Linked DNA regions of Homo sapiens: region 2 is linked to region 1. A link is a loop called in an ENCODE intact Hi-C map of the cell type or tissue named here. Cell type or tissue: A673. All regions are shown on one strand. Each heading gives the region's core, and the rest is flanking DNA. Links, peaks and the distances in the headings are about the cores only. Region 1 holds the start of RBMS3-AS2 (RBMS3 antisense RNA 2). Region 2 overlaps RBMS3 (RNA binding motif single stranded interacting protein 3).

Region 1 (6,909 bases), core at 618-5,617:
AAGGAATGCTAGCAAATCAGAATGGCATATGAGCAGATACAGATGTGTAACTATGCCAAGTATTTCCCCAGATGTACTAGGATGACTCCAGAAATCTAAAATATCTGGATAATCTCATGCAGTAAACATTTTATTGACATTTTGGTTACACACACACACACACACACACACACACACCCACACACACACGAAAGACGGAAAGAAAACAGCAAAAGGTAGAAAGTTTATCTCTGGATGTTAAAATTGAGCATATATTACCTGCATAACAATGAGGAAAATGATTAAGCTTCGGGGATCATTCTTAGACATTTTAAACAAACACAATTCTAAATTTAACAGAAGATAAGCGAAGTTTGATAATTTAAAATTCTATAGGACCAAGAGCTTGCTTCACTAGTTAATATTTAGAAACATCAATTGGTCAGTCTGTTGTAAATAAAATCCCTGGGTTCTTGAAGGATGATGTGTTACACAAAATAATTTACACTGAACTATTTGATCGTGCATAGATTCCACTGGTTCAAAGTGGAGGAAAACATTTTAATGATTTTACATTCATCTGTACAATTCTTTCTGCTATCAATCATATAGTGGTCCTTGGCATTTTTTCCTTGTTTTAAAGTAGCTTTTTACCCTATATAAAGAATAATACATATGAAACAGTATTGTATTTAACCCTAAAATATTCCATTTCTGCTGTCAGATAAACTGAGTTTGAAGGCTATCTCTACCCCTTACTCCTGTGTGACCCTGGGTAAGTTATTTACTGTCTCTACAGCTGTGTTTACCCATCTTTAAAAATGGGGATAATGATTCTTCCTACTTCATAGGGCTTTTGTGAGAATTACATGATAATACATGTAACAAACTTAGCATAGTCCTTGGCCAATTGCACAAAATAAATTAGCTATGAAATGTATTTGTTCATAATAGAAACTTCAAGAAAAATAACTAGGAAAGACATAAAAATCCTCTATAGTCTCACCTCCGAAGCAAGCGATAACTGTCATTTTGGTATCTTTTATTCTTCCTTCTTTATCTAAAGACAAATTACAAAAATGAATCTATTCATACATATTGTATTTTAATCTGATAAGTTGTGTATAAACTAAATCATTTTCCCTGTTACTAAATATTGTTCAAAAAAATTATTTTCAGTGGCCACATGCTTTCCCATTTGTAAAGCAGTATCATACTGTATTTTAAAAATATATTGCTGAGCATAATGGTTGTTTCCAAACCACCAGTATTTCAAAGAGGCTGCATTGACCATCCTTATAAGTAAATATCTCTACATATTCATAATAATTGGTTTAGAATCGATTTCTAAAGTTAGAATTGCTGAATCAAATGGTATATCTTAAATGTATATTTCATACACGTTTTAATGTACTGCTAAATTGCCTTCCAGAATGTTTGTGCCAATTATTACTTTTAGTAGTATATCAAATACTTTTTAAACAATAGATACATTCACTTTAAAAAGAAATGGCAATGACTTTTAATTTTTTAGCTTATTTTATTGAGTTTGAAAAAGATTTGGCCACTTGTTTTTTTCTCTCTTGTATACTGTATGAACATTTGAATTTAAAAAATGTATACTGCACTGCTTCTTTAATTGTCATATTCACTGAGGTAACATTTGTTGAGCATCTACTCAAGACAGGCACACTGCACAGGGTGAGAGATGTAAAGACCAGGACACTTATGCTAAAGTCAGTGGTGTCCATGAAGAGCAGAGGCACAGTGAAATTTGCCTGGTCCTTCTAGGGGCTTTGGAGATGCATATTAAACATCTGAAGCCAAGGGATTCTTCTTAGAGCTGTCCTCCCAAGAAAGAGGGAACCAAACAATGAGGAGATTTGGCAAGTCCTACCCAAAGAGAACTGACATTTCTTAGGCATTTTATGAAGAGATACATAGAACTCCAGTTCCACTTGTTAAAAGCAATAACTGCTTTCACTTACTGAACATGCACGCTGTGGCAGGCTCACTGCTGATATTTTACAACTTTCTGCGATCAGAAAGGTTATAACCCGTAGATCTGCCAATGAGTGGATTCTGACCCTGGGTGAAGTGAATGAACTAGCCCAAGAGTTTGCAATTCTAAGTGGAAATGCTGGGATTCACCATCTGATCTGATGCTTTGCTCTGTCTTCTCTTATTTACACCCAGGTTTCTCAGCTTTCCACCTTTGTTATATTTGCATTTTGCCATACCTGCCTGTTAACCTTTTCTTAAAACAAATTGATCATCTATGTTTATTTTTGAACACTTTGTTGTTAGTTTCCTTAAAAAGGAAACTTTGTATCTCTATTATAAATAGAAAATCAGTTATATTTGCCATATAAAAATAAAATAAGTAAAAATGTATGGTTTCATGTGTACCACCAAAAAGCATTTCATCTTTCTATCCCCTTTCCCATCTCTTGCCAGAGGCCAGGCTATAACACCTGAGGAAACACTGCCCCAGTCACTGCAAACATTTAGTCACTAGGGACAGCAGAACAAGACTGTGGGAACTTGGTAAGAACCTGGGACCCTTTGTACCTTTCTTCTGTTGGTTTCTTTATTCTCATTCTCTTCTGGATGGTCTCCAGAATAACTGGGGAGACAACACTTACAGGAAAAGCGCATGTGTTCTTGTCTCAGAGTGGAAGAAAGAAGAGCCGCCGTGTTCCAGCTAGTGCTCAGAGAAGGTGCTCTACATATCTTGTTGACCTTGATTTGAGCTATAAAAGGCTGCTGACTCAGAGCATTAAAACAGAACCACTGGCTTATTCTCTGAGTAATTCAAGTCTGCCTTTCCCTCAGTCGATCCCAGAGGTGGCTAGTCAAGCCTGGCGATGTTCATTTACCATCAGAGATTAAGCCTGTCTGGCCAGGCTTTGTCTGGTAGCATTTTCTTAATCAAATATAATGACAATTTGAATAAACTCAAGTCCATTGAACATTGTTCATGTTTTATTATTAAGAAAAAATAGGCACTTTGATTCTTGGAACACTTTTTAAAAGGCTCCTCGCTGTGTCAGTCTCTGTTTGTTATTTTGGGGCATGACAGTTATCTAAAGAGAACCAGCCAGATTTAATCTGACAGCCACAGTCAGGGAAGAGCGCTACCAATCTAATTATCCAGTAATCTAGTCAGAATGGGAGTAATTCTAGGCCTTTCTCAGGCAGCTAATCACATTTCCTGTGCATTAGCAGCCACACATGGGGAGCTTTTAGGAACAAGGTTTTTGGCCTGCACGGGCTTCATGAGCCTCATAGTGGTATAATTTCTTTGTTGACTTCTTCCCCCAGAGTGGTTTCTTCAGGATTTTTCATTTTGTTCTCATTCCTACTTTTCCCCTGCATTGCCGAGGGTGTCTTAGCTTAGCTTCAAGTTCTAAGTTTGACGAGCTTCTGACTTTCCTTTCAGAATGCAGCAGAGGAGGAAGGGTACATTCACGGATCCATATGCTTATTTCTTGTGCAGGGACAAATTAAGGAGCGTAACACAGTCTGCAGGGAAAAAAGGGAGAAAAACGTGAAAGTTGTTTTCTTCAAGGAAAGCGCCGTTGTTTGTGGGCCATTTTTCATGTCATTTCTCTATCAATGTGGGTGATTTGAGGGAGGTTTCTAGAGAAAAGGCCGGAGAAAAGAGACAGTTAATGGATATTTAGTTCTGTCGTTGTCTCTGAATGTCAAGCTGTAGGTAATATTGATCTCGTCTCATTTCTGTAATCACAATTTTAACATGGAAAAAGGAAAACACACACACATTCAGGGAGTGGGAGCATTAATGAATTTCCTGCCATTTTCTTTCTCTGAAAACCTCCGTTTAGGATAATTTCATATTAGTCCTGTAAAGCAGAATGTTTTTCGAGTGCATTGGTTTCTCACACTCCAAAATTGAGGTTTCAGTGGCAGTATGCCGCTTCTACCCCCAGCTTTCAAACATTTCTCCAGCTTCTCATAATCACAGCTTGGTTAGTCTGAATCCAAACATTTGAATCTAATAGAGGGGAATTCTAGTCACTAACAGGTTTACAATATAGTAATTTTCCCCAAAGTTATCCATGATAAATGGGCTTCCCAAATAGCCTCTAGCAATCACAGCATAACGCATTAGATGGAACACTCCAAAAAAATAAAAAAAAGGAAATTTGAAATCCTGTGTTAAATTGTCGTGTTACAATTTTGAACGGGTTTCAATCACAATTTGCATCCTCTCAACTGAAATTTTTGTGGGCTTAAACAATGCTTTTATTCCAGTAATTGTGGGAGGTATATGCCACTAGGGGCTGCATAGTTTGGGTGTGCCTCCATGCACAGACAAGAACTGTTGCTGAATCATAAGTATATTTGAGCCTCGTGTCTGAAGCCTGTGGACCTAGAGCCTAACGTGTCTCAGATGGAACACGTAGACTGGTTCCAGTGCTTCTTGTTCTGTTTCTAATTATGTCGTGTCTGCATTCATTCTAGGTTTAGATCTCACAAATGCTATTGATAGAACTTTGCCTAAAAGGTTCAGTAAAACTACAAACAAACCCTAGTTTTGAACTGTCATCCAATATATTATAATAGTATATGAATTTTAGTCTTTCATTGCAGGCACTATATTGTTTGACTCTGATTGTATTGATTGCACAGGCGAAAGTAGGATTATAGCCGAAGAGTAGTTCATGGCTGACATTTTTATCGATGGTTCCATGAACCTGAATGTGTACTTCAATCCACTAAGGTCACTGATTAAAATGTTTACCCAATAAAAATTACATTTAAATATGTCAATAGTACATCAACTTACATAACATCTTTCATCTGAAAATATAACAACATATATGAGAAATTAATGGCATAGTCACTAATCCCTGTAGAAGTATTGCTTAACCATGGTTCACTTCTCACAGAATCAAAAAGAGAGAATAAAAATGGTATAGCAAAGACTTTTAATGATTCCAGCATCTATTAGGGTATCATTGTCACAAATAAAAAGAATACCAGTTCCTACATTTCTCAAGGCTATTTCTCAATACAAGTTAAAATGATTCAGGAATGCAGGAGATGCAAAAAAAGAGGCTGCATATTAAGAGCTTGTTTGAGCAATGGAACCTCTATGTATTTACAAATGTGGCACTTTTCTCTCTGCTTTAAAACTTAGATCTTGAATTACTCGAGTGATTGTGATCTGCAAATCGGTATACATTGTTGATTTCTCTGTTCAAATTAATATCTGCTGAATGAGTTGGGCTTTGTAAAAGTTCGGCTTTGTGTCTTATTCATTCTCTGCCAGGGTGTCTGGTGCTGTCCAAGGAATGTCCCAGGACAGAAGGGTCTTTGTATAAGGAACAATAATAAATTCCATTATTGCCATTTATGAATTATCAGGCTGCCTTGATCTAGTTAACTTCTGTACAAAGAGTGCTATCAACTTCAAACTTTAGTTAAGTCATCATGAGGCAATGATTCCAAGTTTTGATCCATTTTATAAGGGATCTTCCATTTTACTGTATCATTCTGAATACTGTTCATTTTCTGTCATTTTTAATTTGGTTTTTCTTTTAAAAAGTCAGCTTCTGTAACACGTTTTGACTTTGAGGCAGAGTCTACTTTGGGTTTGTGCTAATTTTTTCCTCTTAGACAATTAAAACTTTCCAAGAGGACATTTGATGTTTTGCAGCATGGATGTCATACATCCCATATTGGCATTGTGTAATGTTTTTGGTAATATTAAAATAATTGGTAGTTTAGGTGAATTACCACTGGGTCACTGGCCTTTATCACCCACCCATATAGATAGCCTTTTAAATTTATATTGTCTGTTTATGTGATTTGCCCTGGCCCATATTTGGAAATACCTACAAAGCCCTACATTACCTCTAATCTGCTTAGGCAATCTTGCTGGTTATGCATTGGTATTTTATATTGGTAACATACAAGCCTGCTATCATCTTCGATGTTCCCTTTAATCTATGCTGTCCAATAGTGTAATCATTTGGCTGTATGCCTGTTTAAATTGAAATTTAAATTCATTCACATTAAATACAAATTCAGTTCCTTAATTGTACTGGTCACAGTTTACATGCTCAATAGTTACATAAAGGTAGTGGCTTCCAGACTGGACAGTACAAGTATAGAAAATTGCTGATATTGCATAAAGTTCTGGTGGACACTGCCTTAAATGTCTGATAAACTTATCAAGGAGAATGTCTACATTGGCTTAGAGGCAGAAAACAATTGTGGCTGTACAATTTCAGGTTCAATACTAGAAACAGCAAAGTCAATAAAAGTGGCTGAGACTCTCAGAAGGTGCACACTTGTAATTGCATCTCATCATGAGTGCTTGCTGCAATTAAATGAAATCATTCAAATGTTGGTTTTATTAATTCTTTAAAAGGAACAGGGAAAATGGCCACTTGAGAGTTCTTTTTGTTTCACTACCGTTAATATGTTACCTAATGTCTCTTATAAGTATGTCTACATTTAAATACTGGTTTAAGTTTCTTAACAATTTTTATGTTTTTTTTTCATACCAAATCATTTCTATGCCATGCCAGCCAAAGGCTCATTTTTTCTCCTTTTTTTTTTTCATCCTAACTACAGTTTTCCCTTCTCATTTTTCTTCCCTTCCCTTCCCTGTCTCCTATTCCTGCGATTCTGTCTTGATGATGTCTAGGTGATAGAGGGAAAAAAGGGAGGAGAGTTTAAAATCTTTTAAAGTAGATATTCTGTTTTTGGAATCTCCCACGTGATTTGGGTAAAGTGGAGGAGTCTTTGGGGGCAAGTCAGCTATCTTGCATATGTATCTTCCTCATTCGGAATGCGTGTTAGATAAGTGCAGGATAATCTGGAGGCAAATACCAGGCTTCAGAAGCATCCTTCTCTTTTCTTTCTTTTCCCTTGAGACAGAGTCTCACTCTGTTG
Region 2 (6,909 bases), core at 645-5,644, 300 kb before region 1:
TAGACAGTCCCAGTGGCTGTCCCCTTTAACTCAAGCCCAGGACCTACAGATTTCTCTGTAGCTCAACAAAATGTCTTTCCACAAAGGGCTGGAGGATTCTTAATTATCAGTTGTTGAATTTCAGTCATCCTGATAACACCATTTAGCCAACTGTGATGGCAGCGATATTTGTCTTGTTAAAGACCCTGAAGTTAAATTACTGCTGTACTATTTTCCTTCAAGCCTGACTTGTTAGTTATGGTGGAAGTGAGCTATTGACTGGGGTCCTCCCATTCATCTATACTTCCTTTATTATTTTAAATGATCTCTAGAGCTAAGGGGCAGCAATTTGCATTATTTATTCAATGAATTCTACCTGATAGTCTTGTCTATAATTTCCCTTGTGAAGAGAACAGAAAGACTAAGAATGAATAAATTGTCTCTTGAAAACTCATGGCTTTATCTGCTTCTGTCACAGAAATGCTATAGATTTCAGTTTTCTTGACTGAGAAATATTTAATAACAAGAAGCTCTACATTCTAGCAGTTTAAAAGGAGGAGGATTTTTTTTTCCCCCACTCTTTGTCTCTCACTGTTTCTTCCTCTCAGCTATACTTTACCTAAAACCTTAATTTTTTCCCCCATTGCTTTTATGGGGATTCCTCTGAAAGACATAAAATGCCTCTCTCCATGAGAAGCCCTGTCATAGGAGACAGCTCTTTCCATCTGTATATTTTACTTGCCTTGCATGTAATTTTCTCATCCAAATGGAAAGCTCACCATGCTCTAATGAAACTTACTAGAGACTCCCAGAAAATTCATGTAACCAGGTTTATGTGTGGGTCTGATGTTTTAAGGGACAGACTGACAATTCATGGCCAGAGGAGGCCATTAAGGAAACAGGTTTGATTGAAGTCCCGACACAGATGTTGACAGCATAATTAAAATGATTAATTGGAGTAAGAGAAGTGTTTCAAACTAATTAGAAAAATGGTTTGGTTATACCCCCAGACTGTACAAATGGCCAGAGGAGCCAATTTTTTTATATAGAGAAGGGAAAAGTGAAGATGTATGTTAAAACAATGTCATTCTTCTTTTATCAAGAGGATACTGCAAAGTTTAAAACTATGATTATTGTTATGTTGGTTTTCCTGTGAGTCTTTAGGTCTATTATCCCAGCCCCTTTTGCCAGGTGGCTGACTGGGCATAGGCGTGCAGCCACGTTCAAGAAACAAAGGGAATACTTGCATAGAACTGGAGTTGGCCCATATTGACATAAGACAGTTCTCAATCACAATAACTATTTACTTGCATATTGCTTCTCCAGAGAGAATACAAGTACCCCAAATTACCATCAGATGGCTTAGCACATAGTAGGGCCTCAATATTTTGTGTGTTTGCTGAGGCAACCAAAGCCATATTTTTAAGTATGCCTAAATAATAGGACTGAGAAATTTTTCTTCCAGTTATGCTTTCATTTTCTTGATTATTTCTGTTTTATTGTGAATCCTAGTAAAGGCAATTCATTCTTTTTTTTTTTTTTTTTTTTTTTTTGAGATGGAGTCTTGCTTTGTCGCCCAGGCTGGAATGTAGTGGCGCGATCTCAGCTCACTGCAACCTCCGCCTCCCGGGTTCAAGTGATTCTCCTGCCTCAGCCTCTCGAGTAGCTGGGATTACAGGTGCCGACCACCATGCCCAGCTAATTTTTGTATTTTTAGTAGAGATGGGGTTTCAACAGGTTGACCGGACTGGTCTCGAACTCCTGACCTCAGGTGATCCACTCACCTTGGCCTGGGATTACAGGCGTGAGCCACCGCGCCTGGCCAGCAATTCATTCTTATATCTTCAGAAAACCTGAACTATCATGGACCAATCGGTTTTAGAGATTATTAATGAGCATTAGCAGGGGCATGTTTCAGAACTCTTTGCAGACACAATTTAGTTAAAACATTTCTTAGTTTCTATAAAAGCAAATGTATGCTATTGTGGTGTTGAAGCTCTTTGTACACAAAGTAAACATTACGTGAAAGAACTCCTTTGGCCTGCAAACATAACATTTAAATGGCTATTGACCATATGTTTCTAACTAAAAGCACTATGAAAAACAAGTTCTTGCCAGATTTCAGGTTTTTTTCTAGTTGTGCTCTGTGAAGCCTGGTGGTAGGTTTTCAGTTAATGCCTTTGGCTACATGAACAAGGAGTTTCACCAAGAATGTTGGGAATTCCTTTGGTGACCAAAAGGAAATATGAAGACTCTGGAGGCTGATGAGAGAGACAAATAATGGGGAAGTCATAAACATCATGCCAATTCCTGTCATTTATTTCATTTTCTTTTTAAAATAAGATCTGAAATTGTTTAAAAGAATTTTTGAAAAGCATCAAGTTAACTTTCTAGCACTTTTAAGTTTCATGTAAATCAGTATTCTTCAAGTGCCACATAAATATGTGTAGGTAAGTGTGCTATTTCTAGGTCTATAATATTTAAAGATATTTAATAAATAGGTTTCATTCGTTGCATGCAGGATGCTGACTAAAATTGATAGAGGAAAGGTCTAGGGGTTTGTTTATTTTAATTTAATACAATGAAATACACTTGTAATCCTATTAAATTATAGTCTATTTTGTATATTCTTGATAATTGAAGTTATTATCTATGGGTGTGTGCATTCGCGATGGGGGGAAAATGGTCTATTGGGAAGAATGGCATTTTGACAAATCACAGGAAATAGTCAATTATGTGGATTCCACGCAGTTTCCAAGGTTATGACAAAGATTTTACCCCTGAAATTCATGAACCATAGTCTGGAGGGAGTTTGGATGGAATTACAATTCAAGTGGTTTGTTTTGGGAGGAGTATAGGGTGGGGACAGAATTAAATGTTCAGTTTATTTCTCCCCACAAAACTCGCCGTGGCAGCACCCTTAAGAGGGAGAGAATGCAAACTTGTTTTCTTTAACACAAAATTTCTAGCAGTATGAAATACTGAAACATTCCGGATGATAAGGGCCTTAAAGCTTAGGTTTATGATCATAACAATAACCTATTCACATTAATATACTCAATAAAGTTGGCTATATACATGAAGTGCTAATGAAGTAAACAACAAATGAGTTTTCCAGGATGCTGCATACTTGAAATTTACTGAGTGTAGGGTCTCTTTATCAATAAAGTTGGAAATTTATTTTTTTCCATCGTTTTCCTCTTGTTTCAAGTCTCTTCACTGCCTTGTCATTTAAGTAAATGACAAGTAAACAACACATGAGTTTTCCGGGATGCTGCATACTTGAAATTTACTAAGTGTAGGGTCTCTTTATCAATAAAGTTGGAAATTTATTTTTTTCCTCAGTATTCTTGTTTTCGTCTTGTTTCAAGTCTCCTGACTGCATTGTCATTTAAGCTGTTAAGGCTGAAAATAATTCCCCAAAGGGGACATTGAACTAAAATATTTCAGGCAAATTTATCTCTAAAACTTTTAATCTAGTCAGGAAATATTAATAATCGATGCAGGTGGGGTTGTGCATAAAAGAAATGCTATAAAATGCTACATTGTTCATCGAGCATATAGTCAGACAAAACACTGCATTTACTGTCTCCAGAAAATGAAAGTTAATTTATGTATTTCATCAACAGACTTTATTATAGTGCCACATATTTGTGGTAGACTTAAGGCCGTGAGAAATTTTCACTCTTGACTTCTCTCTGTTAAAAAAAAAAAAAAAATCAAATCAAAACACTCTTTATGTTTAAAAATGGTTACAATACAGTAATAAAAATGTGGCTTACTCTTTGCTTTTCACTAATAAGTTGAGTAGCAATTGGCAAAAACCAAAAATCGTAAACTCCCTGAGCTCCAATTTCCTCCTTAATTAAATGAGGTCACAGAGACCAGGATCCACTTTAAGTAGCAAATTGAGGCTCAATTCCGAAATTAGAATGTGCAGCTCCCATTCAATAATCCATCTTTAATAAAAATGTAGATTAACATTGTGTCCCATCCTCCAGCCCAAGTCTGCAGTAGAAGGGACTTGAGAGTAAGATGCTTGGTGCTTCTTTTTCTTTCCTCTCTTGCAGTTCACCTCATTCTTCAACTGCTGGTTCTCATTTCTAACCCTGCTAGTGTCAAAGTGAGAGGGTAGGGGAGGACAGGTGAGGAAGGTAGGGAAGTTCGTACTTGACTTTCTTGAGATGGCTTTGTATATTCTTACCAGGTCTCTCTCTTTCTTGAGATCTTTCTTAGGCTCCTTTGAGGCCTTTACTGTGGATGTTTGAAAGCACATCTGTGACATTGATGATAGATTTTTCTCCAGCTCTCTGCTCCCTTTGCACCCCGTGGAGATCTACTCCTAAAATTCTCTCTGCAGGAATCTCATTAGCCTCCAGTGGTTTTCCTGGACAGGAGACAAAAAAGCTACAGTCGTACTCTCTCTATTCCTCTGTAACCCACATCTTGTCCAGGGACATTGATCCCTGGCTCCAACAAAGTCTGAGAATGCAGGTCAATCCCAATACAGCTGCACCTTTCTACTTTGTGCCCAAAGCAGTTCATCAGTTGCTTACTTTGTCCTCTATGTTTCCTGTATAGGGACCAATCACAGTTCACTTTGCCGTATTAACTCAGAGCAACATATTAAGCTCTTGAGGGGTCCCTCTGAAGCTCCTCTGTCTTAACTTGAGAAGCAAGCACAGAATAACTTTCTCCAAACAGATCTTTAACACAAGTCCTTCTTCCTGGTTTCATTGGTTTGCACTAATTTTTAATCCTCAATGTAGATTTTAGGCCATTTAGCTCTCTGTCACCCTACTCTGACATTTTGCAAATGGTATTGTATCGTGTGTCTAACAACTCAGCTGTCTGCTGTCTGTTTTATCTTGGTGCCTCAGTTAAAGAATCCAATGTAACATGCTGTTGCAAATGAGTTAAATTCCGATAGCCTTCAGAACTAATTTTTTGTTTCTCTTTGTGAATCCATCCCATGAATCTCGATTTATTCATAAAAATATAGTTGTTCAGGCCGGGTGAGGTGACTCACGCTTGTAATCCCAGCATTTTGGGAGGCCAAGGTGGGCAGATCACCTGAGGTTGGGAGTTCGAGACCAGCCTGACCAAAATGGAGAAAACCCCATCTCTACTAAAAATACAAAATTAGCTGGGCATGGTGGCACATGCCTGTAATCCCAGCTACTCGGGCGGCTGAGGCAAGAGAATTGCTTGAACCTGGGAGGCGGAGGTTGCAGTGAACCGAGGTCTCACCATTGCACTCCAGCCTGGGCAACAAGAGTAAAAACTCCATCTGAAAAAAAAAAAAAAAATCTAGTTGTTCATTTTGAACATTTTTGAAAGTTAGGGATTTTTTAAAAAACTGTCATTATAAAATTATGGCTAAGAATTAAGGGATGACTGTTCCTGCTAGTTAGCATGGTTCATAATTGGTTGTTTTTTGTTTGTTTGCAAATTGAATGATCAATTGAGTTAGGTTTGGTTCTTTCATTTTAGAGATTGCCAATATATGTAAAATTTGTCTAGACAGGGATTGATGTCCACAGAACAGAAAATCATATAGGTAATTATATAAAGTAAACTAATTTCAGTTAGTTTACTTCATGTAAAATAAGTGAAAACAATTCAATCTTAAAAGGTCTTCATGTGACGAAATTGCCCTAAGCATCTCATGTATGTATAAGGCACTATAGTAGACAGTACAGGGGCCACAGAGATGGAGAGAACTAAGCTCCCTCTCTCCTGGGACAAAGCTTATGCTCTGCTCTGAAAGTGTCTGTCTTGAGTGAGCCTTAATCAGCATCGCGAATATGGAGTATCTTAGTTTCTTTTGAATGGTAATCGATTGTTTAGGGGAATAGTTTTAAATTTACTAAATAATGTGTTTTTCTTTTAATGTTAAGGAATATAAAAAAGGACCCCCAAAATGTTTCATAATCTACTGCACAGATAAGCCTTTTGCCATAAAAGGTAAAAGAAAAACAAAGTAAAAACAAAAAACTATAATGTGCATGGTAAAAAAAAAAAATTAATACTATGGAAAGCTATAAAAGGAAAAGTGGACATCTTCTGTGCCATTTTCTCCTTCCAAATCTACCATTAACAATTCTGCCTGCTTTTCTAGAAAATATTATGTGTATATATATATATTTGCACATATATAAAGTTATTATAGATATGCCTATACCAACTTGCTTACTTGATTTCTTCCCTCCTTTCCTCAGTTGTTCATTTTGCTTTTTCTCTTAAAGCACTACCTCATTCTTTTTAATAGCAACGTTGTATTTGCTGTAGTTAATTAGTCCACTCTTATGGAGGCTTTCATTGGTAATACAAATAATGACGTGATGAACATTTTCCTGCAAATTTCCTTATGAACCTCTAGGATCGTCTTCTTAGGATTAATTTCTCTAAGAGTTGCTGTATTACATCAAAGAAATCCTGAGTTTTCTGTTATTGTAATAGAAATTGCTAAACTGCCCATAAGAAATTATCCATGCATTTACACTTCACCCAGTACAGTTTTCTGTGTTTCCTCATAATTGCTCTAACATTACAATCACTGTATTTACAAATGTTTGCCAATCTGAACTGTGAAAAACACAATCTCTTAATTTTACTATATATCTACTTCATTACAAAGGAGGATAAAATATTTGTATGTTTCTCCTGGAAGCCTACCCTTCCTTACAGATTTTTCACTTTGTATTGTCTTTTACTGACTTTTTTGAGTTTTTTTTAGATTAAGGAAAATACATATGTATTTGATAAGGCATTGCATAGATTTTCCCCAATTAGTTTTCTGCATTTTGATTTTGCTTATGATATTTTTGCCATATAGAAGTTTAAAATATATGTATAATAATATCTCATATGTTTTTCTTTTGTGCTTTCTAGGTTTTGATGTCTACTTAAACACCTTTCCCACCAAAG

What was found. Peaks named below come from ENCODE experiments on the same cell type or tissue, not always from the same donor. Only the 100,000 strongest peaks of a DNase experiment are listed, where the experiment ranks them.
Region 2: it touches region 1 in a loop (6-fold over the local background); 1 of 110 quality-filtered maps calls a loop at or near these places.

What each region holds. Positions count from the first base shown.
Region 1 is chr3:29,640,109-29,647,017 of GRCh38, forward strand. The region is part of intron 4 of RBMS3 (RNA binding motif single stranded interacting protein 3); the gene reads left to right. RBMS3-AS2 (RBMS3 antisense RNA 2) reads right to left here and starts at 2,708. Exons shown (of 3, transcript NR_174948.1): 1 at 2,551-2,708; 2 at 986-1,039. In A673, for the core only: no CTCF peak of the experiment used is centred there; a DNase peak (open chromatin) is centred at 3,023; H3K27me3 peaks cover 1,417 bases.
Region 2 is chr3:29,344,890-29,351,798 of GRCh38, forward strand. The region is part of intron 1 of RBMS3 (RNA binding motif single stranded interacting protein 3); the gene reads left to right. Among named protein-coding and RNA genes, the nearest start is that of RBMS3, 67 kb to the left of the region's middle. In A673, for the core only: no CTCF peak of the experiment used is centred there; DNase peaks (open chromatin) are centred at 2,202 and 2,702; H3K27me3 peaks cover 775 bases.